2 separate regions of the Homo sapiens genome follow, and region 2 is linked to region 1. Evidence: read pairs that join two places in POLR2A ChIA-PET (ENCODE). Cell type or tissue: GM12878. All regions are shown on one strand. Each heading gives the region's core, and the rest is flanking DNA. Links, peaks and the distances in the headings are about the cores only.

Region 1 (15,141 bases), core at 6,902-9,401:
CCTATCCCCTTTGCACCTATCTCAGAAAAGGCAACATGCAGAGTGGTCAGGAGTTCAAGTCCTCAGGGCCCTACTCTGAAGCTGTGACCCTGACAGGTCACTTTAGCGCTCAGCTTCCCTTTCCTCATCTGTAAAATGGGAATAGAAACTGAATCTGCTTCATGGGGCCTTGTAAGTATTACATAAGCTGTCATATGCAAAATGTCCATCACATAGTTCACCGCCCCAGGCATCCTAGAAACTATTAAGTCACGATAAGGAGGTTGCTACTGTCCTGGGACCTGGGGAGCTCGGCTGTCCAGTCCGAAAGGGCCTTCTCGCCCTCGAGACCCCTTCAAGTCCCTTTCTCTCCGGGCCCGGGTCCCAGAGTCCCCTTGTGCTTGCTCCTGAGGGTGACCTGCCCGTGCCCCGGGGCGAGCACAGGTGCGGCCCTGGCCACAATGCGGGCGTGGCGAGCCGACACCCGGGGAGGCCAAGGGCGCCTCGAGGGAGGGAGGGAGGAGGCTGACCCGGGCGTCCCGAAGGACCCGCCCGGCCCCGGACTCCGGGCGGCAGCCGGCCTCGCGCCCCGCCCCCGCCCCGGGAGCCCCGCCCAGTCCCGTCGCGCCGCGCCGCCCCACCGCCCGGGTTGGCTGCCCTGGAGGCCACGCGCGGCGATTTGCCACGCGCCGCGTCACCGGGCCGCTCCCGGCCTGGGCTCCCGGGGGCTGGTCAGGGAGGTGGCGGCGGCTGAGCGGCGGAGCGGGGGCGGCAGGGCGCGACGCCGCCGGGCCGCCCCGCCCTGGGAGGCGCCCGGGCCCTCATCAAGTGACCAGTATCCCTTCCAGGGGAACACGGTCCTTCAGAGGAAAGCGAGCTCCAACCCGCGGCCCCGGCGCCAAGCCGCCGTCATCTTCTTCCTGTGCCAGGTGATCGTCTCCTCACCCACCCGGAAAAACATAGTCCGCCCCCACGTCCTTGTGGAATAGCGCCCGCTTCCAAGCACCGTGACTCTCTTTGCCCTACCCTTGTCTTTCCCATTCCAATTACTCTAGAACCCACCGAGAGGATAATTCAGTCCTGAAAAGAAACTGATGGGGAGAAGCGAGGAAGGGAACCCAGGAGGGAGGGGAGGCAGGGCTGCGGAGGGACACCGAGGCGGCGGAGGTAGTGCGCACGCGCAGCACAGAACGAGTTCCGGTCTGGCCGAGGCTTGTCTCCTAAAAATAGCCCCGGTGTGGGGATCCGTGCGCGGATGTCCCGGCGAGTCCCGGGCTGAAAGAGGCGGCTCCGGGCGGCGCGAAGCGCTGGTGGCGGGCCCGGGCTGCGGCGTGTGCGCGCCCGCCAGCTGCTCCGGAGATACGGTGAGGGCCGCGGGCAGCGGGGCTCAGTCCGCGACGCCGGTAGTGCTGGAGGGGGGCGGCGTCTCGCTTAGGGGACCGAGTAGGGGTTGGGGTGGAGGTGCTGGGGCGGGGGACGGCGCGGCCGAGAGGGTCGCCCGGGGGGCTCCGGGGACCCCTGGACGAGGCCGTGTCCGGCTTGGAGGGGGCCAGGGTCGCGTTCGCGCATTGGCGGGGCGGGTAGGGTGCTGGGAGGCGGGTAGGGTGCTGGGAGGCGGCGAGGGGTGGTCGGGTCGGGGTCGGCGCTGAGGAGCTAGGCGCCCGGGGAGGTGGGGGCGGGGTGCCCTGAGGGCGGGCCGGTGGGGCTGGATGGGGCTCGGCTGGGCGGGCCGAGGGGAGCTCAGTCGCGCGGGCTGGTGGCGAGCAGCCTCCCCGGGCGCGCACCCCTTGGGGCCGGGGGGCGGTGGTGGACGTCGCCTCCTTGAAAGTTGAAGGAGTTCTCGGGAGACCCCGGAGAAGGTGCGCTCTGAGGGCCCTTTCCTTCCCCTTTTCCCTCCAAGCCCGGGGGTCTCCCCGAAGGGATTAGCCCCAAGTGCGGGGGGCCTTCTGCCCTGTTGGACTTGAAGAAGTTCCCCCACTTCTGCTTTGGGAGAAGATTGGTCTAACGGGGTGGAACGCTTAGGTACGAATTCTGTGAGTGTGTAGATGTCAGTGGCGGGGTCGGTGTTTGGGGCGGACACCTGCGGTTGCGGACGCCCGATCGTGCGGGGAGACGTCGCGGGGACAGAGGGGCTGCACAGGGAACCGCTGGCTGAACCCCTGCCATCCGGCTAGATCCCAGCTCGCAGAAAATATTTTTTGTGTTAGAAACTTTGCTTTTTGGCTCGATTTCATGCCTTTGAGCTGTGAGGGTTAAAGTAAGTGAGATAGTGCAAACAAGTTTGGAAAAGGTGAGCAATCCTGAATAAGAAAACAGTTTTTCTTTAAAAGTGTAACTATAGAATTGTTGCTCACATCCGAAATAGATTCCGGAGCTGTGAAGCGAGCCTCCTGTTATGGTCCAGCAGGGAACCGTGTGTAGCTTGAATATAACATAGTGTTAACCTGCGTTTTAGTTTACAGTGAGATTGGGATTCCAATAAATGCCCTATTAGAAAGGCCTGCTGTGATGTGTTAACAATAGCATATGTATTTTTAAACAAACATTGTCTTAACATTTTTTCGGGTTTTTAGCACAGTATGTTTCCCATGTGTCTTGTATCATCTATTACTATATGAAGAGGAGGTTCTCTAAAGCTGTAATTAGGTGTACATTACCCAAGAGTACTTTCCCTTTAAGAATCCAGCTGTGTTGTTTTGGCAACTGCTAAGTACTCTAGTTGTCAGTTTTAGAATCTGTGTTACCTTGGCAGTTCTTGAACAGTCTGTGGAAAAGGTAAACAAAATAGTTCTTTTTTAAACATACAAAAATGACATTTCTTTTAATATGAATTTAGGAAGTGAGGATAAAAATGACTGCATTGTGCCTTTATGGCTTTTGTATGTACTGTGTGTGTGTGTGTGTGTGTGTGTGTGTGTGTGTGTATTTTTGGAGAGCTCAGTCTCCATTTCTTTTTCTGTAAATTACAACTTTTGTTTTAGGGAATCAAGAGTTTTCACTAAAGCAGATGCTGATTTAGATTAGTTTATATTAAATGTCATAAACACACACCTGTATATCATAAAACATTAAGATCAGTATTTGTTATATATGGTGACACATTGACAATAGAATCACCTTTATTTTAATTCTCAGTGAGCATTGTTGCAAAAAGTTGTGATAATGGTGTTACAATAATCAAAAGTACTCTGAAGAGCTAAAACTGGTGATTTGAATGTTTGTAGACTCTAGATTAACAGTTTTGTTGAAGAGTGTGGTTCCAGTAGCTACTTAGTGAAAACAGTGACTGTGAAGTAATGGTGACCTCTCTAAACGCAATTATTTGCTTACCTATTTCCTTTAATTCACACTATGGTTATATATAAAATTGTGGTTTGATTTCATATTAGAACAAAAGTGTTAAAATTACACTTTACTTGCCTTCAAAAGTTTTTTAAAAAATTAAATTCTGGGGGGTGTTCAGTGGAAGGAAAATAGCTTATTGACACCCAGAAATAATTGTAATGTCACCATGTTGAATTATGGTTTGAGAATAATTTCCTTCTGTATTCTTAGAGTTTGTTTTCATATGGGTATGTGTGACAAGGATTTTTTTTTGTAAATGCAGTTGGAAATAATCTCTTAAAAAGGTTGAGTTGTTTCAAATGGTGATGTTATGTTTTTCAAAGCAATTTCGTTACAATTTGCCTTTTCCATCATGCATTGTGGGTTAATATTAATTTTATTAATATTCCAGCAATAGCAGTGTCATCCATTAATTGGCTACCAAAAAGAGGAATATTGAATTATATTCTGAGGGTGGTTAAGAAATTATGGAAATGTTTATTAGAATATGATTTTGGAGTTTGAAATAGTCTAGCTAAATCTTTTCAGTAGATTTGTGTTCTGATTTAGGAGGAAGAAGCCATGAACAAATTTGTTACTGAAAAATAGCATGCTTGTCAGTTTGGAAAACCATCTTTTTTCCTCCCTTTGCTGCTTTTAGTCTGGCAAGAAGAATGTAGTGTAATATACGATGATGATGGGCCTGGATTTGGGGGCATTTCTAATTTCACATATTCTGTGTTGTCATCAGACCATACCCCGGTTACTCATGGTACATATGAATGTTTCAAAGTCTAGCTGAAGTTTTCTTTTATGCGATGACACTATGAGAAAACCATTTGTGGACCAAAAATGATCACTATTTCTTTTTTCTAGATAAGAAAGAAAATCTGTGGATTCTTAGTAAATGGAGAAGTGAGTGCCTTCTCTCCTAATGTTTAAATAATAAGTGTAAATATGGAAATCAGATCACCCTTTAAGCTGGATAACCTCGTGCAAGAGAATGCTTTTAACATATGCTGATTTGCAAGCCCCAGTAAAGGAAGGCTGCTTGACTCTGTAGTCAGATCTTGATTCAGATCCAGCTCCACTGCTGACAGAGTTGAGATATCTCCTGTAAAATGAGATAGAATTACACTACCTGCCCCGTGTTGGAATTAAATGAGATAGCGAGTGTAAAAGTTCTAACACACTGCGTGAAGCTTCATGTGCGAAAATGCGTATTGCCTGATCTCCCTGCATCCCTTCTGGCTTTTGTTTCTTCTTTCCTCTGAAGATTATGTAGGTACCCTGCCCAGTACCCATACGTTTAGTGTTTGTGACCAAAAGGATTTCGTATAATGTATCAATAGAGAATGCTTAATGTGTTTGTTTTGGATAAAATATCCCAGCATCTTAAATTCATTGTCAGATTATACATAAAACGCTTAATTGGCTGTTTTAAAACATTAGAATTTTGATCTTCAACCATAGTTTGTTTCTAATCTCCATAATCTCCCCAAATATTTTTCTAAAGATTCAAGTTAAATATAAATAGTTTCCCAATCTTCAGTGAATTCTGTCTTTTAGGGATTGACTGTGGGAGTGGTCTCTAAGATATAGTATTTGAAATTTAAAGTTAGAAGAATACTTCTGTAATCTACCTTGAATAGGTATTTTAAAATAGCTTAATTTCTGAAGAAAAGTTTTTAAATATTTTAATATTGAAGGTTATTTTAATATTTTAAAGTAACTTTAGTTAATCTGTAATTTTTAAAATACTTTGATTTGGTGTGAAATTAATGATTTTCTCGTGTATAGTTTATCTGTGTGCCTTATAATAAATGGACCTTGTGTCCAGTTTATTATAATTAAGAGTGTAAATCCATTTGTTAATTAGTAAATCTTACACATAGCACACGATATAGGTTGGTACTTATTTAATAAGTACTAAATTTTTATATAGATGCTTTATACTTTAATAATATTTATATTTACAGAATTTAATTGATATTTACTGAATTTAATATTTTAATTATTAATTATCTTAGTCGAGATGAAATCATAAGCATATGAGTTAAAAATATTAGCTCCTTTGTGAGGTGGAATACCATATTTAAACATTGGTGTATGAAGGCAGGTAATTTACTTCATCATTATTTTAACAAGTGATGTTGATAAAAGCCAGAGGAACAAACATGGGTGAAAAACATATTAATTAATCAAACTTCTAGTAAATACCAACCCGGGCATGTCTTTTTATGGTTGTCTTGAATTAATACTAATTTTACTTCCTTACACAAAAATACAAACTTCAAAAACAAAATAAACAAGAAAACATGAAAACATAAAAAGGAAACAAAGCAAAAACAAAACAAAAACCTTTAATATATGGACTTAAAAAAATTCTCACCATTATTAAAATTATATGCTTGAGAAAGGTTTTCAGTAGTGGTCAGTAAGTTTATACTGCATGAGCTGGACATTTTTACTTTGTTACTTGCGTGACCAGCAGCATGCATGTGCAGGTTGACGTGGATTCATTTGAGGCATGATTTGTGACACTTGGAACAAAGGGCTGCTTCCCATTCGACCTGGTAAAAGAAATTGTAACTTTTGGGCTTAATAAAACAAGCGGCTCTTGCATTGACTAATACTATATTTGCCTGTTTCACCTCTCGTCCTCATCCTTAGCTGTCCATCTTCTACATAGAAATTGGAATTATATTTCTAAAATTCAGATCTATATGTCATTTCTTCTTAAAGAAAAAAAAAAAAACAACTTTTGAAGGCGTATGAGATCAATAGAGTGGCAGTAATGTAAGGGATAGAAGATTGGCCTGTAAAATCAGACTTCCTGGCTGGGCGCGGTGGCTCATGCCTGTAATTCCAGAACTTTGGGAGGTGGAGGCGGGCAGATCACCTGAGGTCGGGAGTTTGAGACCAACCTGGCCAACGTGGTGAAACCCCGTTTCCACTAAAAATACAAAAATTAGCCGGGCATAGTGGCTCACACCTGTTATCCCGCCACTCTGGAGGCTTAGGCACGAGAATCGCTTGAACCCAGGAGGCAGAGGTTGCAGTGAGCCGAGATCGTGCCACTGCACTCCAGCCTGGGTGATAGAATGAGACTCCATCTCCAAAAAAAAAAAAACAACAACAACAACAACAGACTTCCCATCCTAAGTTAAAATACCCACTGTTCTTACTGTGTTCTTATTTAGTTACTTGCACTTTGTGTTCTTCAGCAAGTTCTTATGATTTTTGAGGCTTAGTGTATAAAATAGTAATTATAACATTATTTCATACAGTTTTTGAGAGGATTAAATGAGGTGTGTATTATAAAGTGCAGTGCCTGGTATATAACCTGCATTAATTTTCCTCCTACCATTACTATCGTTACTACTACTGCTATTGCTGTTAGTCATGGCTCACTTTATAATATGATTCCATCGTGTCTTTTGAGGCTCATTTTCAGCCATCACCTTTCAGTTTCTATGCCCTAGTCAAAGCCAGCTATTAGCGCTAATCTGAAAAGGCCATATGTTTTCATACTGATGACTACTACTTTTATTTTCCCAGCCCAGACTTCTCTTGAGTTTGATATTCACTTGGAAGTCTAGTTGGAATCTCAAGTATAATATAAATGATGTGGGTAAAATATAGCTATTTTTCCCTCTTCCCCCAACCTTCTTCCTACCCCTAAACCCTGGTGTCTCTGCTGGCATTCCCCATATCCATAAATGGCAGTACCCAAGCCAAAAACTTAAGATATTATTCTTGATTCTTTCCATTTCTCTTAAGTCCAATCCATCCCCACGTCCTGTTGCACCTTCACAATTTGCCTTGAGCAGTCCACTGCTCTTAGTCTTCGTTGCCACCTCTTTATTTGAAGCCATCATTCTCTTGCATGAAGTACTGCAGTAATTTTCTAAGTGGGCTGCTTCTTTTTCTTCTTGCTCCATAGAAGTTTTTTTTTTTTTTTTTTTCTTCACACAGCAGCCTGAGAATTATTTTAAGAGCCTATATTGGATCATATCATTTCTCTGCTTAAAATCTTCTGGTGACTTCCCATTCCTCTCAAAATCAAGTCCTCCATTCTGTGGCCTAAATGGCCCTGAATGAGCTTTCTCCTTCTCATCATTCTTCCCCTCATTCATCACATGTCAGCCACGAAGGCCTCTCAGTGTTTCTTAAACCCTCTGCACCCTTTTTTCTTCTAGGGCCTTTTGCACTTTCTGTACTCCCTCCTTGGGATATTCTTCAAATGTCTGGCTTGGCTAAACACTTTGGAGTTTGGCCCAAATCTCACTTCTCACTCAGAGGCCTAATCTGACCATCCTATTTAATATTGCAGTCTGTCATTTTACTCTCTTACACAGATTATTTCCTTCAAGACAATTGTAATTTGTGTATACCTGGTTTGTTTAGTTATTGCTTATTTATGGTATTTGTCCATTACCTGAATGTAAACTCCATAAAGGCAGAGGCCTTGTTCATCTTACTCTTAGCTGTATCCCCAGGCATTAGCATGCCGCCTGGCATTTGGAAGATAGTAAATATTTGATGCTTCTGTATCTTTGTTCCTGTTTTTTGCCAATGATTGGAATGCTGTCTTGCACACATAGTTATAGTTATTGAACTACTTATCCTTTAAGTCTTAGCTCAGATGTCATCTGTGATACCAGTTTTAATCTCCTAGACAAAAGTTTTTTGCTCTTGCTCTTGTGTGCTTCTAAAGCCCATGATACATGCACTATTTGTAGAGTAAATCCCATGTTAGGTATTTAGAATATTATTTGATTATTTGAATATAATTGATGTCACTGTCTTCTATTAGGCTGAATTGCTATGTCAAGGACCAGCTGGCTCTTTTGTGTGCTCAGTATCTACCAACCAACCTATTATAGTAGATATAGTGAATTCTCAGTAAATGTTGAATTGAGTAGAAGTTGTCCTAATCGGCCGGGCGCGGTGGCTCACGCCTGTAATCCCAGCACTTTGGGAGGCCGAGGCGGGCGATTCACGAGGTCAGGAGATCGAGACCATCCTGGCTAACACAGTGAAACCCCATCTCTACTAAAAATACAAAAAATTAGCCGGGCGTGGTGGTGGGCACCAGTAGTCCCAGCTATGCGGGAGGCTGAGGCAGGAGAATGGCGTGAACCCTGGGAGGCGGAGCCTGCAGTGAGCCAAGATCGCGCCACTGCACTCCAGCCTGGGCAACAGCGAGACTCCGTCTCAAAAAAAAAAAAAAAAAAAAAGAAGTTGTCCTAATCAACGGAAATAACCAACCACAGACCAGTTTTCCCAAATCACACTTTAAAAATCATAAAGGTACTTTCCAAATTATAATCTTACTTTATGTGTTTTCTATTAACATACGGTCATTATTCTAAGGGCAGGAATTTGAGAGCTGTGGAGCACAAGGGGCATTTCCTCAGATTCTATTTTGCTTTCTTGCTGGGCACTGAGTAGCCATCTTGTCTGAGGGAAGTATTTCCAGTTTGAAATGCATATCTCTGTTGTTCATTACTAACCAACATCCCTTCTGGCCCTATTACTTCCCTCTAGCTTATCCAACTAATTTCATATGTTTATAGAAAAGCTCCAAGTTGAGGGGGGAACCTTATGGAAATTAACACAGTATACATGAAATACATTACTAATTCAGCTGTATTGCTAATGAAAATACATCAAAGAACTTTTGTAGCCAACATTAGGAACCCAGTCACCATTTGTAATAGTGAAAGTCATTCCCCATTCTAAATAGCTGACTTACAAATAGGCTTTTGGAACATATCCCATTTGTAAATTGGGGATTCCTTTGGCAAAATGTTTATTTTGATACTGAAAACCTTTTTATTAATGGTGTTAAACCTAATTGATGGTATGGATTACGAAGAGAAAGGGAGAGAAGAATCTAGGAGTTAAGGTTTTGTTTTTGTTTTCTTTCAGAAATGGCTTAATTTCCACAAAGTACAGTTTTAGGGTTGACAGATTTTTTTTTTTAAATTTATTTCGGAAAAAAATCAAACCTAGAGAAAAGTTACAAGAATAGTACAATGAACTCCCATTTATATCTGCCGCAGATTCACCAGTTGTTACCATGTACCACATTTGCTTTGTCGTTCTTGCTCTCTTTTTATATTTGCAGAGTGGGTACAAAGTCTGGAAACAGAGATTATTATTTTATTTACAGATTGAAACTCCTTGATTACATCTTCTGCCTAGAGCAGCTATTACCAGCCTTTTTGGCACCAGGGACCAGTTTCGTGGAAGACAATTTTTCCATGAATGGTGGGGGGAGGGGATGGTTTCAAAATGATTCAAGCACATTACATTTATTGTACACTTTATTTTCCATTATTATTACATTGTAATATGTGATGAAATACTTATACAACTCACCATAATGTAGAATCAGTGGGAGCCCAGAGCTTGTTTTCCTGCTACTAGAGGGTCCCATCTTGGGGTGATGGGAGACAGTGACTGATGATCTCATCAGGCATTAGATTCTCATAAGGAGTGCACAACCTAGATCCTTTGCATGTGTGGTTCACAGTGGGGTTTGTGCTTCTGTGATAATTAAGTGTTGCCGTTGATCTGACAGGAGGTGGAGCTCAGGTGGTAATGCAAGCGACGGGGAGCGGCTGTAAATACAGATGAAGGTTCACTCACTGGCATGCCGCTCATCTCTTGCTGTGTGGCCCCATTCCTAACAGGCCATGGACTGGTACTGATCTATGGCCCCGGGGTGGGGACCTCTGGTCTAGAATATGTCAAAGATGCAAGTTTATTTAGTTAAAGTCAGTGGCAAAACATCACAGGTATGATTAAATTCAGGTTATATACAGGGATAGATGGAAATGCTATGTTAATGCACTGTGTACATTTCTAACAAGGAAACCTGACATGTTATTATCATTAACATATCAGGCATTGTTATATAATATCAAGAATCCACTGTGTAGATCTTTTTCCTCATCTCCTTTTTTTCTCTTTTTTGTTCTCTTCCTATTAAAATTATTTTTATTGTTGAACCATTTGAGAGGAGGTTGCACACATCAAGTTCCCTTACCCCTAAATACTTCAACTGATATCTCCTAATAAGGGCATATTCTTACATTAGTATGGGGGATTCAAGAAATTTAATATTGATCTTATTGTTTAATGTACAGTTCATGTTGAAATTTTTCCCATAGTGTCAATAATATCCTTTAATATTTTTCCCATTCCAATATTATACAATGCATTTTAATTATATCCCTTGTATTGTTTAATCTGAAACAGTTCTTCAGCCTTTTTAATTTTTGGGTTTTGTAGAGTACAGACCCTTTGTTTTGTAGGATGTCCATCAGTTTGGATTTGTCCAGGTGCTTCTTTGTAATTAGATTCAGGTTTTGCATTTTTGGCAAAAATCCCATGTAAGTGATGGTATATCCTCAGTGCATCACATCATGAGGCAGTACGGTGTCATTTTGACCATGTTGTTGATGTTTATTTGGACCACTTAGTTAAGGTTTTACCTGCTAGTTTTCTCTATTACAAAAGGTATCATAGTCCCCTTTGTTATTACTGAATAATCTGTTGGAGACACTTGGAGACTGAAAATTTCCTCCTCCAAACGCTTACAGAATGGTTTTAGCATTCATTGATTACTCTTGCCTGAATCACTTACTACACAGAATTGCAAAATAGTGTTTTTCTAACCATCGTTCCCTCTCCATTTATTAGTGGGCATTCTAGTCTGTTTTAAAGAAGACCTTGTCCTATTCATTTTGATATCAATATGATATAATGGATTCTTTTTTATTAAGTAGGTTGTTTTCTATTACCTGCCAGTATTCATTTTGATGTTCCAAATTAACCCACATTTGGTTAGTGGAAACTTCTTCACATTAACTCATTGGTTGTTTTAACATGCCCCCATCATTTGTTGAGCACTTTCTTGCATTCGGGACCAGTAAGATATTCCAGGCTCATCTTATGGTCATCTCCTGCTGTTGTCCTGGAATCAGTCATTACATTATTTCAAGTTTTCCTTTATTGGGTAAGAGTATTTAGAAACCAGAAACCAGGCAGCAGGTATGCTATTGATATTGGAGTTTCATTGTTTTAGAGCCTTTTGGCTTATTAACCTGAGAAATTTTGAATTTATGCTGATTCCTCGGGCAGTAGTTTGTAATTTATCTTTATAGTCCCAAAACTCCTAGGAGAAACTGTTTTCTTTGAAAGTGTTAACAATTTAAATAACTACTTTCACCGAATTCTTAATAATTCTACAGTGGTTGGGTCTTGTTTTCCAAAACATTTTAAAACAGGAGTGTGAATCCTGTTTTATATCTTTTACTTACTCAGTGAGTATGTTCATAGTGTCTTGAGCGTGGTTGATTTGTCTCGAACAAGGTTGTTGTTTATAATTATAATAATGACCCAACATTATTTTTATTACTTTCATATGATAATGAACTATTCCTGTATTTGTTATAATATTTTAGTTAATTTTGTGGAAACCTTTCTTTTAAGTGAAGTGTTGATTTTATATATTTTGTTTTTAATAACTGTTATTCTAGAAGAAACATAAACTTTAGTTTTTTTGTTTTTTTTTTTTTGAGACGGAATCTTACTCTGTCACCCAGGCTGGAGTACAGTGGCGCAATCTTGGCTCACTGCAAGCTCCGCCTCCCAGGTTCACGCCATTCTCCTGCCTCAGCCTCCTGAGTAGCTGGGACTACAGGCGCCTGCCACCGCGCCCGGCTAATTTTTTTTCTTTGTATTTTTTAGTAGAGACGGGGTTTCACCCTGTTAGCTAGGATGGTCTTGATCTCCTGACCTCATGATCCACCCACCTCGGCCTCCCAAAGTGCTGGGATTACAGGCGTGAGCCACCACGCCTGGCCATAAACTTTAGTTTTTAACTTAAAAATTTTAAAAGCCTAATTCCTGAAATTAAAGTATATAATTAATGAACATCAAAATGCCTAATGTTGGCGTTGCTGTTATACTGTTTCGTTCATTAGCAAGTAAAATAACCTTTCTGGGCATCACTTTAATTATACAATGATATGATAGCTAGATCCTTTTTAACTCTGTGTTACACACTGTATATGTAATTAATGTTAAATTGTTTATGAAAGTGAAATTAAGTGCTATAAAGCATAGTGGAAGGAATATTATGCTTCTGATCCAGGAGTTATTGAGTTCAAATTCTTTGTAACTATTGTGTTACTTTGGCTTATATATTTTGTTTTTAATAACTATTATTCTAGAAGAAACATAAAGATTTATTTCACAGTTTGAAATAACTGGTAACAACTGGTAACTTCATTACTTTATTCAGTCCACTGGGCTAGGTGCTGCAAGGCTTGGCTTTCACGGTCAGGGGGGAGTATGGACATAGACGATTTGTGCTTGATTTTGATGTGTAATAGATGTGTACGATGCAGAGTACACATCTGCAAGGGTAATTAACCTAGTTTCAGGAATGCCAGGAAAATAAGCTTTAATGTTGGACAGCTATATAACCATAATGTAAATGCCAAAACCAGGAAAGTAATACTGGTATGATACTGTTTACCTTTTCACTATGAAAACCTTCTTTTGAATTTAATCAGTTTTTCTTCTAATGGTGTTTATCTGTTCTAAGTTCTAAGTTTCAATCCATAATCCCACATTGCATTTATTTGTTGTGTTTCTTTAGTCTCCTGAAATCTGTGATATTAACTCATTTTTTTTGTTGTCTTTATGATCTTGATGCTTTTTTGAAGAGTACTGGTCGTTACTTTGTAGAATGTCTTTCAATTTGGGTTTCTCTGATGCTTTCTTATGATTAATGTGGGATTATACATTTTTGGCAATATACCGAAGTAATGGTATCATATCAGGAGGTATGTTTATATCAGGGGCTACAGGATGTCACTGTCTTATTACTAATGACGTTAATCTTGTTCACTTAATTAAGGTAATATCTGCTGATCTCTCCTCTGTAAAGTCATAGTGTAGTTGATAAATATTTTGGGGGAGATACTTTGAGATTATGCTAATTTCTGTTTTTTCTTCCAACTTTCATCCATTCACTTCAGCATTCATTGCTGGAACTTATCTGTGATACCTACTACTGTAGTATTAACCTCATGGTGATTTTGTGATTTCCTTGTTCCTTTCTCATTTATTAAAATTCTTCAGTGAAGAAGTGTCCCTTCTCCCTCGTTTATTTATTCATTCATTTATATCAGTATGGACTTAGAGGTTTTTATTTTCTAGGTTGCAATCTGATGCTGTTGCTTATGTTACTGCTCAGATCGTTCTGCTTTGGCATTGAGAGCTCTGTCCGGTTGGTTCCTTGTCCTTTTTACATTCTCCCTTCAGCTTGAAAGCTCTTCTTCACTTTCTGGTACTGAAAAGTTTCTGAGAAACTTCAGGCTCATCTTGCATTTTACCAGCTCCAACCCTGTAATCATCTTCTTTCCCACAAAGCCCTGGCTCCTTGTTTTGGGGGATAGCATTTAGAAACCGAGATCTGGGTACTAGGACTGCCGCTCATTGCTACTGGGGAGTCTTTTTCCTTCTCAGCAGACAGAGCTAAGAAATACGTGTGTATACGAACCCACACATTTACTCACATCCACAGTCAATTCTGCTATAACGCAGCATATTTATTCCCCAAAATCACTATGTATGCATAATCATGCAATGAAAGCCACAGGGTTCGTGTGATCAATGAAGTTAGAGAAATAGCATTCAAAAACTTTATCACTGACACAGTAAAAGAAAGGATTGGAACTTAAACCTGATTAAAACAGTGGCATGGTTTTAGACATGTTAAATCATTAAGGAATATATAAGTACATGATAAATGTGTTACTTTACCATGAAAAAGGCATGAAGTTTGCTTATGTGAGTGTCCTAAGGTGTGTGGCTTTTGAGTTACTGTGAAATGGTGGAAGGAGAGTTGTCAGATGAAACCTAACACCAGATGTGGATAGATGGGGCTCATAACACATGACCTGTGGTAGCTCATTTTCATTTGAATCACTTCTTTCTTGGGTGCCTTGCAATTTAGTCTTCATTTCTGTACTAATGTTGTATTTTTTCCCATTTCTTGTCTGAATTTAGCCACCTTTTAAATTGCTCTTTGTATTTTGTCCATTTAGTTTTTAGATTTCTGATTCACGGTAGTTTTCATATCATCAAATGCTTGTTTGAATGTATTTAATTCTGTTTAGAGTATTGGCTTATAGTTTTTTTTTCTGCTTTAGGGTTTTTTTTTTCGGTCAGTGGAGGGTGGGGCAGGGTTCCTTGCTGGATATGTACCACATTCTCTTTCTTAATTTTCTGGACTTTATTTTTCTTTTGTCCTTTTTTTTGAGACAGAGTCTCACTCTGTCACCCAGGCTGGAATGCAGTGGCGTGATCTCAGCTCAGTGCAACCTCTGCCTCCCAGTTTCAAGCGATTCTTGTGCTTCAGCCTCCCAAGTAGCTGGGATTACAGGCACGTGCCACCATGCCTGGCTAATTTTTTGTATTTTTAGTAGAGACGGGGTTTTGCCATGTTGGCCAGCCTGGTCTCGGACTCCCGGCCTCAAGTGATCCACTTGCCTCAACCTCCCAAAGTGCTGGGATTACAGGCGTGAGTCACTGTGCCCAGCCTTGTTCATTTTTATAGTATTGAGTGTTTTATAGTATTCCTAGTTTATTGATTCCCTCTTTTGTCAGTATAGAGTAGTCCTGTTACTTCAGTGATTTTCATTTGTTTCAATGGTTGGAGAAGAGTTGTGGGACTTGCAATTTTATGAGTCTTTTAAGGTCTTGTAGGACCTTAACTATTCCCTTTTCTTTTTCCTTTTACCTTACAGT
Region 2 (15,141 bases), core at 8,371-10,870, 88 kb before region 1:
TCTGGCCTGAACCAAACTCTGTCCTCTGCTTGGTTTTCACCCACCACTGGACGTGCTCTAGAGGCACAGGGCTGTGTTGACTGTGTAATGTCTAGAACCTAAGCGCCAATGGGGTGGCCTAGCCCTGGCACAGACGCGATACCCAGGAAATGAATGAGTGCATGAAGAAACAGAGGCTCAGAGAGGGCGAGTCACTTGTCCAAAGCCACAGAGCTGGAGAGTGGTGGAAGGAGGGTTCAGACCCCCTGTCCGGAGGTCCCCTTCCCTTGCCCCACCACCTCCACAAGGAGTGCCTCACCTCTACTGTCAATCACTCTCTACTTCCCCTCCCTCCCCACCCCAGATAGCATTACCTAGGGGCACCGAGGGGGTTCGCGGGCCCCACTGGCCCAACCTGTGGCCTTTCTTAAGCTGAAAAACCTGCTGAAGGAGAAAATGACCACGTTACCTATAAGCAGGAGCATCTGGGTAGGAGCCCGGGGAACATCTTCCTTCTGGCTCCTTCCAAAACCCCAGAACCCAGTGCACGGGCAGCCTTTTGAAGACAGGCGAGCTGGCTCTACCTGTCTTTCTGATTTGAAATCTAGGTCACTCACTGCCTCCCCTCCTCCTTTAGAAGATCAGCAGGATATCTTCTAGGGTCTCAGAGTGAGAGAGGGGACGACAGGGAAAAGCGTTTCAATGGAACCCACACCCTGCCTGCGGCTGTCAGGAACACTTCATTTTGGAAGCCAGTATAATTTATGAGATGCAAATGGATTTAGCACTAAAAAAGAAAAAAAAAATCTTGGAAAAGGTACAAAGTGCACCTCACACCCTGTGTCGAGGCGTGTTTGGGGCTCTGTTAATCATCTCAGACAAAAGAGATTTAATCTCAGGCTAGCTGATCCTGAGAGTGCCAGCATCTCTCCCCAAGCCCAGGAGGCTTGCCCGGGAAGATGCAGGCCTGGCCTCTGTGCAGGCTCCGGGGCTCCGGTGCACGGCACTTGTGTTCAGCTCTTGTCTGAGTCACGCAGTAGATGAAATTACGGAGGTTCCTGCACATGATGAATCAGAAAGCAGGATCAAGCCAAATATTTGGACAAGCCTTGCCTCGCATAGAGCAGGATGAAGACTTCACAGCCAGCAAGCAGCCTGCCAGCAGCAAGCCCAGAGACTGTTTCTGACGAAGTGCTGCCGTGGGGTAAGCTGCAGCTCAGGAGGGAATTAGCTCAGACCCATGAAGCCACCGTGCAGTTGGATCTCTTGGCCAGCGCTGGGCAAAGGGGTGTGTGAGCATCCCAGGGCCCTGAGCCGTGATTCAGTCTTGGGCTCAGAAGAGGGGTCTTGTCACGGTGCAGCGTGCAGGGTGGGGGACGTGGGTTGGGGGAGGAGATGGTTCACTTTGAGTCACCCTCTCAGCCTTCTCTTTCTGGGAGTCTTCAGACAGCAGGCAGCGTTTCCTGCAGCAGCGGGGAGACCGCGCGGCCCTCCCCACGCTCCCGCCTGGGCCCTGGTGGGGGATGCAGGCAGACACGGCGACCACAAAATGGGGAAGGAAGTGAAGCCATGAGTGCCTTGGCAAGGCTTTAAATACTTTGAGGGCTCTCACCAGAGGCCTAATTGCTACCCTTTGGAGCTCCAGAGTTAGTTTTTCAAGGTTGTTTGGAACAATAAAACCCGTAATAACAATGCTACCTTAGATTTGTCTGGAACCTTTTTATTTTGTAAATTAACTTTTGAAAGAACTCAACATTCTTGGGTTTATTTTAAGCTACTTTTCTCCTTCGCAAGGATGCTTCCAGGCACTAAAATAGTCTGCATTGGAGAGAACAAACAAATCCCTACAAGTAAACAGTTGATATTGATGACTAGCAACAGTAGCTAACATGGGCTGTGGACTGACCCTGTGCTAGGCAGACCCCTGCTCCATGATTCACAAGAAAATGGCTTGTCTGAGCTTCACTAGAACCCCTATGAGGTGGGTGCTATTATGTCCCCATTTTGCAGTTGAAGAAACAGGCTCAGGGAGGTTATTATAACTTCCCAAGGCCACACAGCTAGTGTTGCACAGCCAAAATTTAAACCCAGGTGGTCAGACATCCAGCTCATATTCTGCCTCCCGACAGCCCTGATGTTGCACAAACTCATCAGCCAAATGACCCTGAGAACAGGTTCAAGCCATACTTCGATGAGGTCACACTTGATGGCTGCCTTCAGGAGCCTGGCCCGCTCTCCAAGCTTGGAGAACGAAGCTGGGGAGATGGCTTCCTGAAAGGAGGTTAACCACAGGTGAACCAGAGTCTAAGCCCACGTGGGCCAGCCCTGCTTCCCTGGAGAGAAGACTCAGCAAAGATCTTCCTACCTGGGCACCCTCTGAGAAAGCAATGCTGCTGAGCTTGCATGAGAGAGCAGAGCAAAGGCCTGCAGTCCACGGCCAGAGCCCTGGCTCAGAGCCTGGCTGGGGCCCTCATTAGGTGTGAGGCTACTCCTGTTAGTGTTGCTGCATAAAGTCCCAAACTTGGTGGCATAACGCCGCCATTTATTGTATTCACAGATGCTGTGCTTCGGGAATTCGGACAAGGTGCAACAGCGTCTACTTGCTTCATGGTGTCTAGGGCTTCATCTGGGGACGCTTGAAAACAAGGGTTGGGGGATGTGACTTGACAGCTGGGGGCTGGAACAATCTGGAGACATTTTTGCCCACGTGTCTGGTGGTTGATGCTGGCTGTCAGCTGGGACCACAGCTGGAGCTGTCACCAGAATACACAGAAGCGTCCTCCCCATGTGGCCTGGGCTTCCTCATGGGCCTCAGGGTAGTCAGACTTCTTGTGTAACAATTATATTCATTTTCTAGGGGTGCCATAGGAAAGTACCACAAACCGGGTGGCTTAGAACAACAGAAAGTTATCACCTTACAGTTCTGGAGGCTGGAAATCCGAGATCAAGCTGTCAGCAGGGTGGGTTCCTTCTGAGGCTGTCAGGGAGGGATCTGCTCCAGGCCTTCCTCCTTGGCTTGTAGATAGCCATCTTCTCCCCGTGTCTGCACATCATCTTCCTTCTATGTGGGTCTCTCTACTCAAATTTCCCCCTTTTATAAGGGGGAAATTCATAATCCAATAAGTCATATTGGATCAGGGCCCACCTTAATGACCTCATCTTAACTTGATTACCTCTATGAAGATCCTATGTCCAAATAATTTCACATTCTTAGACATAAAAACTTGGGGGGATAACACAATTTAACTTATGTGTCACTCCGGGCTCCAAAGGCAACTGTTCCAAGAGAACCAGCAGAAACCACATGGCCTTTTCTGAGCAGCCTTAGAAGTTGAGCTCCATTCTATTTGGTTATAAGTAAGTCACTAAGGTCAGCCCAGATTCAAGGGGGAGGGACAGAGATCCCACCTCTTGGTTGGAAGAAGGTCAAATAATTTATGAACTTTTTTTTTCTTTTTGAGATAGGTACTATTTTTATTTCTCTTTTATAGGCAGAGAAAGCAAATCCTAGCATGGTCAGGCAACTCACCCGGGGTCTGACAGTTAGTGGATGACAGGGCCAGCGCTGGATCTCAATATGGATGTGCTTTCAAACTTCCTATGACCTGGTGCAAGTTATGTAACCTCAGTAAGCCTTGATTGCCTCATCTGTGAAATGGTGATAATGATACCCAATTCACAGAGTTGTTTTAAGTATTGAATGAGGTGAGTTATGTAAAATGCCCAGCACATTAGAGGAGCTCAATTAATGATAATTCCTCTCCTCCTCCTCCTTTTTCTTCTTCTCCTAGCATCATTATTATTATTATCATCATTAATCTTAAAAGTGGAAACACGATGACAAGAGCTTTGCAGGGTAGGGTAATGAAAAAGCACCAGATGGGAGGTTAAACTCCTTGGATCTTCATTTGAGCTGTGGATGTTTACAGCTGCTAACCTTATTGTGAATGTATGGTGTGTCCAGCACAGAGCTGATCATTTCCACATTTGATCCTATTTAACCTGTACACCAGCTAGCAAAGGCCAGAACTCATATTTGAACCCATGAGCCAATGCACTTCATCTCTATGCTATCCCACTTCTGACAAACAATCTGTAAGCTTTTTTTCCCCAGCAATAACAATATATTACCCATAATAATGGAGCAGGCACAAATGCCATGGCCCATGCTCTCATGTGTGCAAAGATTCAACTTTATTTGCCTTTCCATGAGAAACTGCTTCCTATCTTTAGTCCCCATTTCTCCCTAATGACAAAAAAACAAAAGGTAACCTAGTCATTTCCATGGAAAACCAATTGAATTCGGTGATTTCTCAAGTTAGGTTAAAGCTTGTTGAAATTTAGGATTTTTCTCCCTGAAATGACATCTCAATTTCACAGGGAATGTACAGATCATTGTGTCTAAGACATGCCTGGTTTGTGGTGGTGATAGAGATGATATTAGGTTTTCCCAAGCCCCGTTTAATTTCCCTCATCCTGGGCACATGGACGACTGCATTTCCCAGCCTCTTTTGCAGTTAGGTTGGGGTCATGGTGTTAGTTCTGGCCAAGGGGCTGTAAGGGGATATACTGTATGTCATTTCCTTGCTAAGGCAGTGGGAAACCCCCTGTGCAGCCTTCCAGTCCTCCCTTTCTGCTGAGGCCATCCTGGAAGTCAAAACTAAAATGGAGCAAACTGGACTCCTGAGTCATGGCTTGGAAGGGAGCTACTTAGGAGACCCTCACGACATGCAATGGATTAGACCACAGTGAAAGAGAAACACATGTTCATGTGTCAAGCTACTAAGTTCTGGGGTATGTTTGTTACTACAGCAGAGCCTATCCTATCCTATGCTGATTATAACGAGTCATCCTGTGCTGGCTCCTAACGTCAACATTGATTTCCACTGGTATCTGCTGAAGCGACCAGCATTCCCACATGTCAGTGTCTACGGGACTGAACATATCTCCATCTGGCCCCTGGCTTGCCCAGCCCTCTCTGCCACTGATGACTGTGTCTGCTTGTCACGTGAGAATTAGCCGCCAGCCTGGGCCTCTGGCTTCCATTCTCTGCTCACTACCACATCCATCTCAGGAGCATAGGCAATTTGGGCTACTCTCCCAATCTACAGGCCCAGTAAGACTGCAGGAGACCCCATTGTCACTCTGCTGTCCCCACGCCCATCTCTTCTCAACAGCTCTCCTGCCCAGCAAGCTGGTGTAAGGTTCTCCTACCCTTTGCTTTCCCCAAAATTCATATAGGGGTTGCTTTGTCTTCCCCTGAGCCTGAGCCATCTGGTAGGACAGGAGGGCTCACAGACTTCTCCCTTCCAGCAGCCCCTTCTCCCTTGGCCTTGGCAACCTGGCTCTGGTCTGCACGTCACGTTGCTCATGTGGTCTCTTCTCCTGTCCTCTTTCCTTTCCACTCTTTGGGAAATACACTTTATGCTCCAATTTTTTAAGAGTTTTTAGTTTCTCTTTGAAACTCAGTAAACCATTTCTCTTTCAAAAAGCTTCCCTCTTGCATAGCCAAAAGTCTTGATTCACAAGATTACTTTTTCTTCTATACATTTTTAAAGCCCATTTTGAAACTCCCAAGTCAAGAACTGGATTCTTTGGTATTTGTATTCTGCTGGTTCTTTTCTTTCCCAGGGAAAGGAGACCTCTGGAAGAATCAGAGCAACAAGGACATGCTGGGAGGGGTGGGAGCTGGATTCTGAATATGCATCTCTGCATATGATTGTGCTGCAATCATGAGGGACATTTGCATGGTGCCAGTGCACTTTAACCACTTACAATTCACGACAGCCCTGCTGTGTAGAATTACCTGTCTTTTACAGGTTGGGAAAGGGGCTTAGGAAGTTCAAGTGCCTTGCCCAGGATCAAATGGCAATGCCTAAACCTGGGGAGAGTGGTCTTTTTCTAGGGCACGTGTCAACACAGCTAGAAAAGAAGCCCCCACCAGGAGAAGCCAGAGCCAAATGCATGGAGCCAGTGAAAGCTCCCAGCGTGTGACTGTGCCCAGCAAAACCACAAGAATCCTCAGGACCAGAATGTTGACAGTCATGGACTGCCATACAATTCAAAAAAGAAATGTAAGCTCCAAGAGAGTAGAAGCTGTTCTGGTCAGCGCTGTATCCTTGGGTTCTAGAACAGTGTCTGGCCCACAGCAAGAGCTCAAATGATATTAGTCAAATGAGTGAATGAAGTAAGAGGAAAAGGATCGGCTCTCAGGCACCTCATCATTTGGCTGAGAAAGCCAATTTCCGAAAGAAGGAAAATTAGAGAGCAGATTAAGTGCTAAACCAGGCGAAATTAACTATAAGCAAACGTAGATGCAATAAAGAATAAAAAATCAGTCTGTGGGTGAGGCCACCCACAGATCACAATCTGTCATAAATGTGTCACACACAGTGTCATATATGTCACACATGATATAAATGTCACACCTCTGGGTCACACATCTGAGATGCTCGAGGGTTGACTCTGAATGGCTTTATATAAGTCACGATGTACTGGGAGCTCCATTTCCTGTTAGTGGTTGATATGGGAACTTCTCTCAAGGGGAGACTTACTTTATCAGGGAAAATATGTTTTTAAGCAGATTAGGATAAAGAAGGACTCTAAAGGGTGCACTAAATCCACAGAAGATGGCTGCTTCAGGGAGGGACAGGGATTGGAAATTTCCAAAAGGAAACCTTCATGGGGTAAGAACAGTAGGGTCAGATCCTGAAAAAGACATGTCTTTGTCTATTTTGTACTGTTATAGCAGAATATCACAGATTGGGTAATGTACAGTGAACAGAAATTTATTGACCCACAGCTCTGGGGGCTGGGAAGTCTAAGATTGAGGAGCTGGCATCTGGGAAGGACCTTCCTGCTGCACCTTAACATGGCAGAAGGGCAGAGAGAGAGCACAAGAGAGAGCATAAAAGGGGAAAACCCACTCTTTATAAAAAACCCACTTCCATAATAATGGCATTAGTCCATTCATGAAGGTGGAGCCCTCATGACCTAAATATCTCTTAAAGGCCCTACCTCCCAATACCATCACAATGGCAATTAAATACCACATGAGTTTGGAGAGGACAAGCATTCAAACCATAGCAAGATGGGGTACGCATGTCAGAGACAGAAGCCCCACAGTGGGATGATAAAGAAGGCGATTTGAAGAAGAGGCTTTTCCAAGTAAAAATAATGTGCATTGTATCATGTCCCTTCACCAAGCACCAGTGAAGTCTCAATGAGATCGCAATATGCCTGATAGGTTGATTGGCTTTCTTATGGCAAGAGGGACTTCTAGTTCCTGACTGGAGAGGAGCTGAAACAAAATCAAATGCATGCGCCCACACTTTTCTCACAAGATTCGTGTGAGGGTTGCTAATCTAAGTACTTAGTACCTGGGAAGTATTGGACACGGAAACCTTATTGACTCTACAGGTGCTCTGGGTTGGAGTGGGCTGGGGTAAGGTGGGCGGATTTAACCAATAAGATTCTGGAGGAATGGGGACTGAATGCTAGTTCATTCTGTATAGTATATAACCAGTCAGGAGAGCTCAAGATATAGATGCTGTCATTCTTCCAGGCTGTGCCTGTGGCAGACATGACCAATGGATTGCAGCACTCTTTCTCATTGAGGCCAGACTTACACTCAGAATCCCTCTCCACATTGGTCTCCAGGTAGCCACTATTAATGGGATAGAGTTGATGGGAGATTAAACCAATCTGCCTTCCTTAGCCTGAGCCAGAGGCCATAGGCCGGCAACCCATGAGCTGGATGTAGACTGTTTTGTTTTTTGTCTTCCTTACGTAAGGTTTTGAACAAGTTTTTTTTGTTTGCTTGTTTGTTTTGTTTGGCTCTTTTTTTTTTTTTTTGAGACAGAGTCTCGCTTTGTCACCCAGGCTGGAGTGCAGTGAGTGATCTCGGCTCACTGCAACCTCCACCCTGGTTCAAGCGATTCTCCTACCTCAGCCTCCCGAGTAGCTGGGATTACAGGTGTGCACCACCACACCTGGGTAATTTTTTCGTATTTTTAGTAGAGACTGGGTTTCACCATATTAGCCAGGATGGTCTCGATCTCCTGACATCATGATCCACCCGCCTCAGCCTCCCAAAGTGCTGGAATTACAGGCATGAGCCATTGTGCCCAACCTGATTACATTTTTATACTAAGAATTTCACATAAATATCCAGATTTCCAGCTGCTCTTTTTTTTTGTCAGGGTCTTGCTCTGTCACCCAGGCTGGAGTACTGTGGCACAATCTCGGCTCACTGCAACTTCTGCCTCCCAGGTTCAAGCGATTCTCCTGCCTCAGCCTCCCAAGTAGCTGGGATTACAGGCATGCGCCACCACGCCCCGCTAATTTTTGTATTTTTAGTAGAGATCGAGTTTCACCATGTTGGCCAGGCTGGTCCTGAACTTCCAGCTTCTCTTGAAAAGCAGGAGTGTCTGACACACTGAGCCTGCTTTCCTGCAAGGTAACAATTGCCTGTTGTTCAAGAGCAGCTGCCCACTGCCCCCCGGCCCCATGAAGGCTGAGGGCTGTCTAGTCCGGGGGTCCCTGCAGGCATTTTGGATTGGCTTCCATACCTGCCTCTCAGCTGAGGCCAGCTGAGCACACACAAAAGTAGACTCTGAAGATGGCCCGAGTTCCAGCCTCACCTCTGCCACGTATGAGTCATGTGACGTTGGACAAATCCCTCATCCTCATGGGGCCCTAACTTTCTCATTTGTAATGGGGGGTAATAGCAGTATTTACCTCAAGAAATAAGAGCTGTGAAGATTAAATTAATTAGAACAGTGCCTGGCACACAAGAATCACTAAAATAAGCTTAGCTCTCATTGCTTGACGTTTCCATAAACACTCAAGTGTCTGTCTAGAATGGCACCATAATTCCTGCCTCACGGGCCACAGAGTGTCTCTAGGGGCACAGATGAGCCCAGCTACCTGGGGGGTCCTTGCTGGGTGAGGGAGGGTCTCTGTGGTCCACCCTAGGCCTTGGAAGTGGATTTCCGTAGCTGCAGCACTGGGGCACACACGCAAGGGTATAGATTTGAACTCAAGAAATGGAAAGAGGCCAGGCGCAGTGGCTCATGCTTGTAATCCCTGCACTTTGGGAGGCCAAGGCTGGTGGATCATTTGAGGTCAGGGGTTTGAGACCAACCTGGCCAAAATGGTGAAACCCCGTCTCTACTAAAAATAAAAATAAAATTAAAAAATAAAAAAAAATTTAGCCAGGTGTGGTGACAGGCACCTGTAGTCTCAGCTACTGGGGAGGCTGAGGCAGGAGAACTACTTAAGCCCAGGAGGCAGAGGTTGCAGTGAGACAAGATAGCGCCACCGCACTCCAGCCTAGGTGACACAGTGAGACTCTGTCTCAAAAAAAAAAAAAGAAAGAAAAGAAAAAGAAAAAAGAAATGGAATGAATATTTATTCTTTGTCCTCACTTTTCAAAGAGTTAAAAGATGAAGCTAACTAAAGTAGAGATGTTGGCTGACATTCATACTCAAAGCCTCGTAAGAAGGGCCCAGGGCTTCCCTAATGACATACTTTAATGGCGTGAGGATTTTTTAAATGGACCCCAAAATAAGGCAAAAATAAACACAAAAAAGCCTCCAGCAGGGAGGCACGAAGCCTGAAAGGCAAATGGCATCCCTTCCTGCCCTCCTCAGCTCACGAGGCAGCTTCTTCCTGCCTTCTGAGTACAGGCGACTGACCTGCACACAGAGCACCTGGAGCCTTCTGACCTTCATGAAAGACTCTTGTGTCTGACCACCCCTCATCCTGGGAATATCCCACAGCCTCTAGGGGCTGCCTGCATCCCTGGGGACTCAGAGTGTCCATGGTGGACCTGAGGCCACAGCTGAGATTGTTGGTGGGGACATTCCTAGGGAGGGGTCTGTGCAGTGTGGGTGGCACATTAAGCAGGCAGCCAGAGGAGCACAAGGGTCGTGAAAAGAAAGGGGTGTTTTGGGGGCAGGAACAAATCTCCCCACCCTAGAGAGACGGAGCCCAGCCTGCGTTTGAACTGCATGCACTGTCTCCTCTGTATTTTACAGGAAAAGGCCATCCGTCAAGATTCAGCTGAATGAGTTCTTCCGATTCAGCCTCTTGTTCCTCCAGCTGTGCCAGCTTCTGCTTTGCAGGTCTTGCCAGGGTGAGAGGGTGTGAGTGTAGATCTACCAGCGCCCCAAAGACCTTGGAGCATGTTCTATAGGCTCCAAAGCCACCTCTGAGCAGGAATGGAGGGGAAGGCTGGGACCCTGAGGTGAGAGGAAGCAGTTAAGTCAACAAGCAAGATAAAAGGTGGAGCGGGGGCAGGGGTGGAAGACCAGAGAGGAAGGAAGTGCTGGGAGGAGAGGTGCCGTTTTTGTCCTTGCCATTTCAAGGATGGCAGGGAAGAGAAGGAGAAGAGAAGAGAAGAAGTTTTGCAGAGACTATGACGGGTGCCACGTCTAAGATCTTTAGGGGAAATGCCAGTGAAGAGTGGAATCCATTTCCGATTGCTGAACTGTGCTATGATATTTTGAATCCAGCACTGCCCCAGGCCTGAGCTGCAGGAGCCCACAGCTTCTATGGGACTACCGAGGGCTGGGGTGGAGTGAGGGGTGAGGGCAGAGACACTCCATGAAAAAGGGATCTGTCCAGCAAGGACCGATGAGATGGAGAGACTCAAAATAACCAAGCCTGGTCCTGCCTTCAAGGAGCTCACGTCTGGCAGAGGCGAGAGAAATGTTGGAGAAACAGATGTGAATCCCACAGATTCCCCGAGCGTGCAAATCCCTGGCACCACCCAGTCAGCCCCTTGCAGTTTCCCCAGGCGGGCAGCAGACACGCAGCCCACGTCTCTGAGGGCTGGCTGCGTGAGTGAACTGCCTTGAGGTCGCCTGGGCTCCCACGGACCCCGCCTTCGCCCTCTGTCCTCTTTGTGTGTTTCGTGACAGGAGGGACGTGCGACGTCCACATATTTTTCCTGGAGCAGGAGAGGGGTGGAGTCGGGGGAGGAAGGAGGTGGGGGCGGGAGAAGCAGGGGGCGGTACCCAGTGGTCTAAGCAGCCTGGGGGGCGGGTGGCTTGCCAGGGCGCTGGGCATGGCTGTCGGCAGGGACTGCAACATGTGCGTGTGGCACCCTGCCCAGGGGAGAAATCCGAAACAGCTTTCTACACGGAGCTGCTGCTCCTGCGTGCGGGCCCCACCCAGCTCAGAGCCAAACAGCTTAGGGAGCCAAGGGATGCCTTGAACCTTGCAGGGGACAGGAAGGAATCTCTCGGGCCAGGGTATTTGTAGCAGGTATAAAATTTATAATTAATATTCAGATGCTCAGAAATGTTAACTTTATTTTCTACCATTGAACTCCATTTGTTGGAGAGCCCCATTTCTGTTCAGTAGTGGAAAAATACAAACCTCGTCCATCCTGGAGAACGCAGTCACATCGAGTTTGCCGTTTAGTCCATTCCGGGGGTGAATTCAGTCTCTGGGAAGGGCTCAGTCTTCCCAGGAGGCATGTGAGAGCTTGGGAGCTCCATGTACAATCTTAGGAGGGGGCTGGGCCCTCTGGCTGGCAGGAAGTAAGCACCCTCCATTCTGGGATCCCCTAACCTGCTGGGGTCCCCATCCTTCCTCCTCCGGTGACAGAGGAGGGCGCTCACTCAGGCCTCAATTCTTTTACTCCACCCTCTCTCTTCATGCTCTTCTTCCAGCCCAGGAAAATGGGATGTACTGCATTCCTGTGTGGCAGGAAATTGCCCACATATTCTATCCTGCTCCTTTCCCATTCTAGAGCTGAAAAGCAAAACTCTCCACTCTTCTGCAGAACATGAAATAGTCTAATTCACAGCAGCAGAAAGGGGAATGAATGGCAGGGGCCAGGGGCAGGGGAGAGGGAAAAGGGGAGTGAGTGCTGAGTGGGGACAGAGTTTCAGTTTGGGAGATGAAGAAGTTCTAGAGATGGATGGTGGTGATGGTTGCACAACAATGTGAATATATGTAATGCCCTTGAATTGTACACTTACAAAATGGCTTGCGCCTGTCGTCTGGGCTACCCAGGTGGCTAAAGTGGGAGGATCTCTTGAGGCGTGGAGTCGGAGGCTGCAGTGAGCTATGATCAGACCTGTGAATAGTCACTAGACGCCAGTGGAGTTCAGTGTCTCTGGGAGAAACATAGCGAGACCCTGTCTTTAAAAAATAAATAAATAAATAAAATAAACATAAAAAATAATTAAAAAAAAATTTTTTTTAATTAAAAAAAAAATGGGGGTGGTTGCTCACGCCTGTAATCCCAGCACTTTGGGAGGCCGAGGTGGACGGATCGCCTGAGGTCAGTAGTTCAAGACCAGCCTGGCTAACACAGTGAAACCCCATGTCTACTAAAAATACAAAAAATTACCCGGGCGTGGTGGCGGGCGCCTGTAATCCCAGCTACTTGGGAAGCTGAGCCAGGAGAATTGCTTGAACCAGGGAGGAGGAGGTTGCAGTGAGCAAGAGTCAAAAAAAAAGGTTGAAATGATACATTTTATGTTATGTGTATTTTACTACAAAAAAACAAAGCTCATGTCCAGTCTCTTCGGCTTTGGTGCCTGATAGGTTAAAGAATGCTTCTGGAATTTACAAGACTTCTTCCTCTCAAGTACTTGGCTCTTAGAATTGAAAGACTCACTCTTGTTTCTGAAATGGGTTTCAGGAGCTTATCCGGGATGTCAAGAAGGAATGTTGTCACTTTCTCTTTGTAATCCAGCTATAATAATCTCAATCCTCCCCTAGCAAAACTGGGGGGAAGGTCACTGACAAGGAAGCATGAAAAAAAGAAAAATAATTAATTAGTCTTAAGTGTTATCTCCTATTTTCAACAACCATGCATTAGAAGTGCTGGATTTGTCAAGAGATTGGAGTTTCATCTGTTTCTAGGACTGCTTGAGGTATCGAAGTTTACATTTAAGGGTCTCATTGTGATTAGTTTTAAGAATACAGAGAGACAGCCATAAAAAAGGAATGAAATAATGGCCTTCACAGCAACCTGGATGGAATTGGAGACCATTATCCTAAGTGAAGTAACTCAGGACGTTCTCACTCCTAAGTGGGAGCTAAGCTATGAGGATGCAAAGGTATAAGAATGGCACAATGGACTTTGGGGACTCGGGTGAAAGGGTGGGAGGGGGTGAGGGATAAAAGGCTACATATTGGGTACAGTGTGCACTGCTCAGGTGATGGCTGCACCCAAATCTCAGAAATCACCGCTGAAGAACTTACTCATGTGACCAAACACCATCTGTTCCCCAAAAACCTATTGAAATTACATAAATAAATAAATAAATAGGTACTTGGAGGCAACAAAAAGAATACAGAGAGGGGTAAGGGGTCTGGTGGGCAAAGTGGCGGCAAATCTATTCATTTATGTACTTACAGCACCTCAGCAAGGCACCTGCTATCTTCTAGTGTGTATTTATTCCCTTCTGCTGCTGTAGCCAATGACCACAAACCTAGAAGCTTAAAAACACACAAATTTATTTTCCTACTGTTCTGGAGGTCAGAAATCTGAAATGGGGCTGGGCACGGTGGCTCACGCCTGTAATCCCAGCACTTTGGGAGGCTGAGGCGGGTGGATCACTTGAGGTTAGGAGTTCGAGACCGACCTGATCGACATGGCGAAACCCCATCTCTACTAAAAATACAAAAATTAGCCGGACATGGTGGTGCACACCTGTCATCCCAGCTGTTCAGGAGGCTGAGGCAGGAGAATCACTTGAACCCAGGAGGCGGAAGTTTCAGTGAGCCGAAATCATGCCACTGCACTCCAACCTGGGCAACACAGCAAGACTCCAAACAAAAAAAAAGACATCAAGGTGTCCGCAGGGCTGTGTGCCTTCTGGGGATTCTGGGAAGAATCTGTGTCCTGCCTTTTCCAGCTCCTGGAGGCTGCCCTCATTCTCTGGCTCATGGCATCTTCCCCAGCCATGGCATCAACCCGACCTCTGCCTCCATCCTCATATCTCCTTCTCTGACTCTGAGCCTCCTGCCTCCCTCTCATAAGGACCCTAGTGATTACGTGGATCCCACCTGGACAGTCCAGGATGCTTACCCTATGCAAAGGTCTTTACCTTAATCCTATCTACAATGTCCCTTTTGCCATGTGGGGTAACATATTCACAGGTTCTGGGGATTAGGATCTGGACATCTTTAAGGATCATTATTCTGCTCACCATGAGTTGAAAAGCCAGCTGTACACCTTATAGTTGCTCTTTTGCAGGGCATCTGCCTTTTTCTAATACATGGTTTTCGGCAGTTTGACCACGATGTGCCGAAGAGTGGTTTTCCTTGTGTTGATCCTGCTTGGGGTTTGCTGAGTTCTTCAATGAACACCAACTCAGCTGATGCTTTCTATTGGTTTTGGAAAATTCTCAGCCACTTTCTCTTCAAATACTGCTTCTATGTCATTCTCTCCTCTCTTCTGTAGGCCCCCAACTACATTAGACACCTGATGGTTCCCCATGCATCTTCCACACTCTCTTTTGCTCTTTTCATGCTCTTCTCTCTGTGCTTCTTTCTGAAAATTTCCTATTGGTTTTGGAGTTCACTCATGCCATCTTTTGTTATGTCCCACTGCTGTTAAATTCACCCCAGAGTCCTTGATTTGATACTGCATTTAAAAATTCTAGAATGTTCAATTAATTATTCTATAGAGTCTAATATTCTGTTAAATTCTCTATCTTTCATCCATTTGGTCATCTTTTCCTGTATTTCATTTAACATATTTTTTATAGTTATTTTAAAGTCCTTACCTACTAACTCTAAAGTCCTTGACCACTTCTGTAGTTTGGATTTAAAAAAATTTTGGTCATGTTTTCCTGCCTCTTCATATGTCTTAATTTTTTTTTCTTTTTCTTTTCTTTTTTTTTTTTTTGGAGACAGAGCTCTGTCGCCCAGGCTGGAGTGCAGTGGCATGATCTTGGCTCACGGCAACCTCTGCCTTCTGGGTTTAAGTGATTCTCGTACCTCAGCCTCCCAAGTAGCTGGGACTTCAGGTGTGCACCACCACACCCAGCTAGCCTTGTATTTTCAGTAGAGACAGGGTTTCACCATGTTGGCCAGGCTGGTCTTGAACTTCTGACCTCAAGAGATCCGCCTGCCTCTACCTCCCAAAGTGCTGGGATTATAGGCGTGAGCCACTGCGCCTGGCCTTAAATT

Evidence for each region. Peaks named below come from ENCODE experiments on the same cell type or tissue, not always from the same donor. Only the 100,000 strongest peaks of a DNase experiment are listed, where the experiment ranks them.
Region 2: POLR2A ChIA-PET joins it to region 1 with 11 read pairs; 15 of 35 experiments call an interaction of 5 or more read pairs at or near these places.

The regions. Positions count from the first base shown.
Region 1 is chr15:99,564,762-99,579,902 of GRCh38, forward strand. It overlaps MEF2A (myocyte enhancer factor 2A), which reads left to right and starts at 1,223. Exons shown (of 12, transcript NM_001319206.4): 1 at 1,223-1,343. RefSeq lists silencers at 394-833, 1,674-1,723 and enhancers at 545-1,520, 1,521-2,494, 14,366-14,866, 14,867-15,141. In GM12878, for the core only: no CTCF peak of the experiment used is centred there; no DNase peak of the experiment used is centred there.
Region 2 is chr15:99,475,620-99,490,760 of GRCh38, forward strand. LOC107984790 (a long non-coding RNA gene) reads left to right here and starts at 11,099. Exons shown (of 3, transcript XR_001751711.2): 1 at 11,099-11,250. RefSeq lists an enhancer at 1-57 and silencers at 965-1,259, 11,010-11,059. In GM12878, for the core only: no CTCF peak of the experiment used is centred there; no DNase peak of the experiment used is centred there.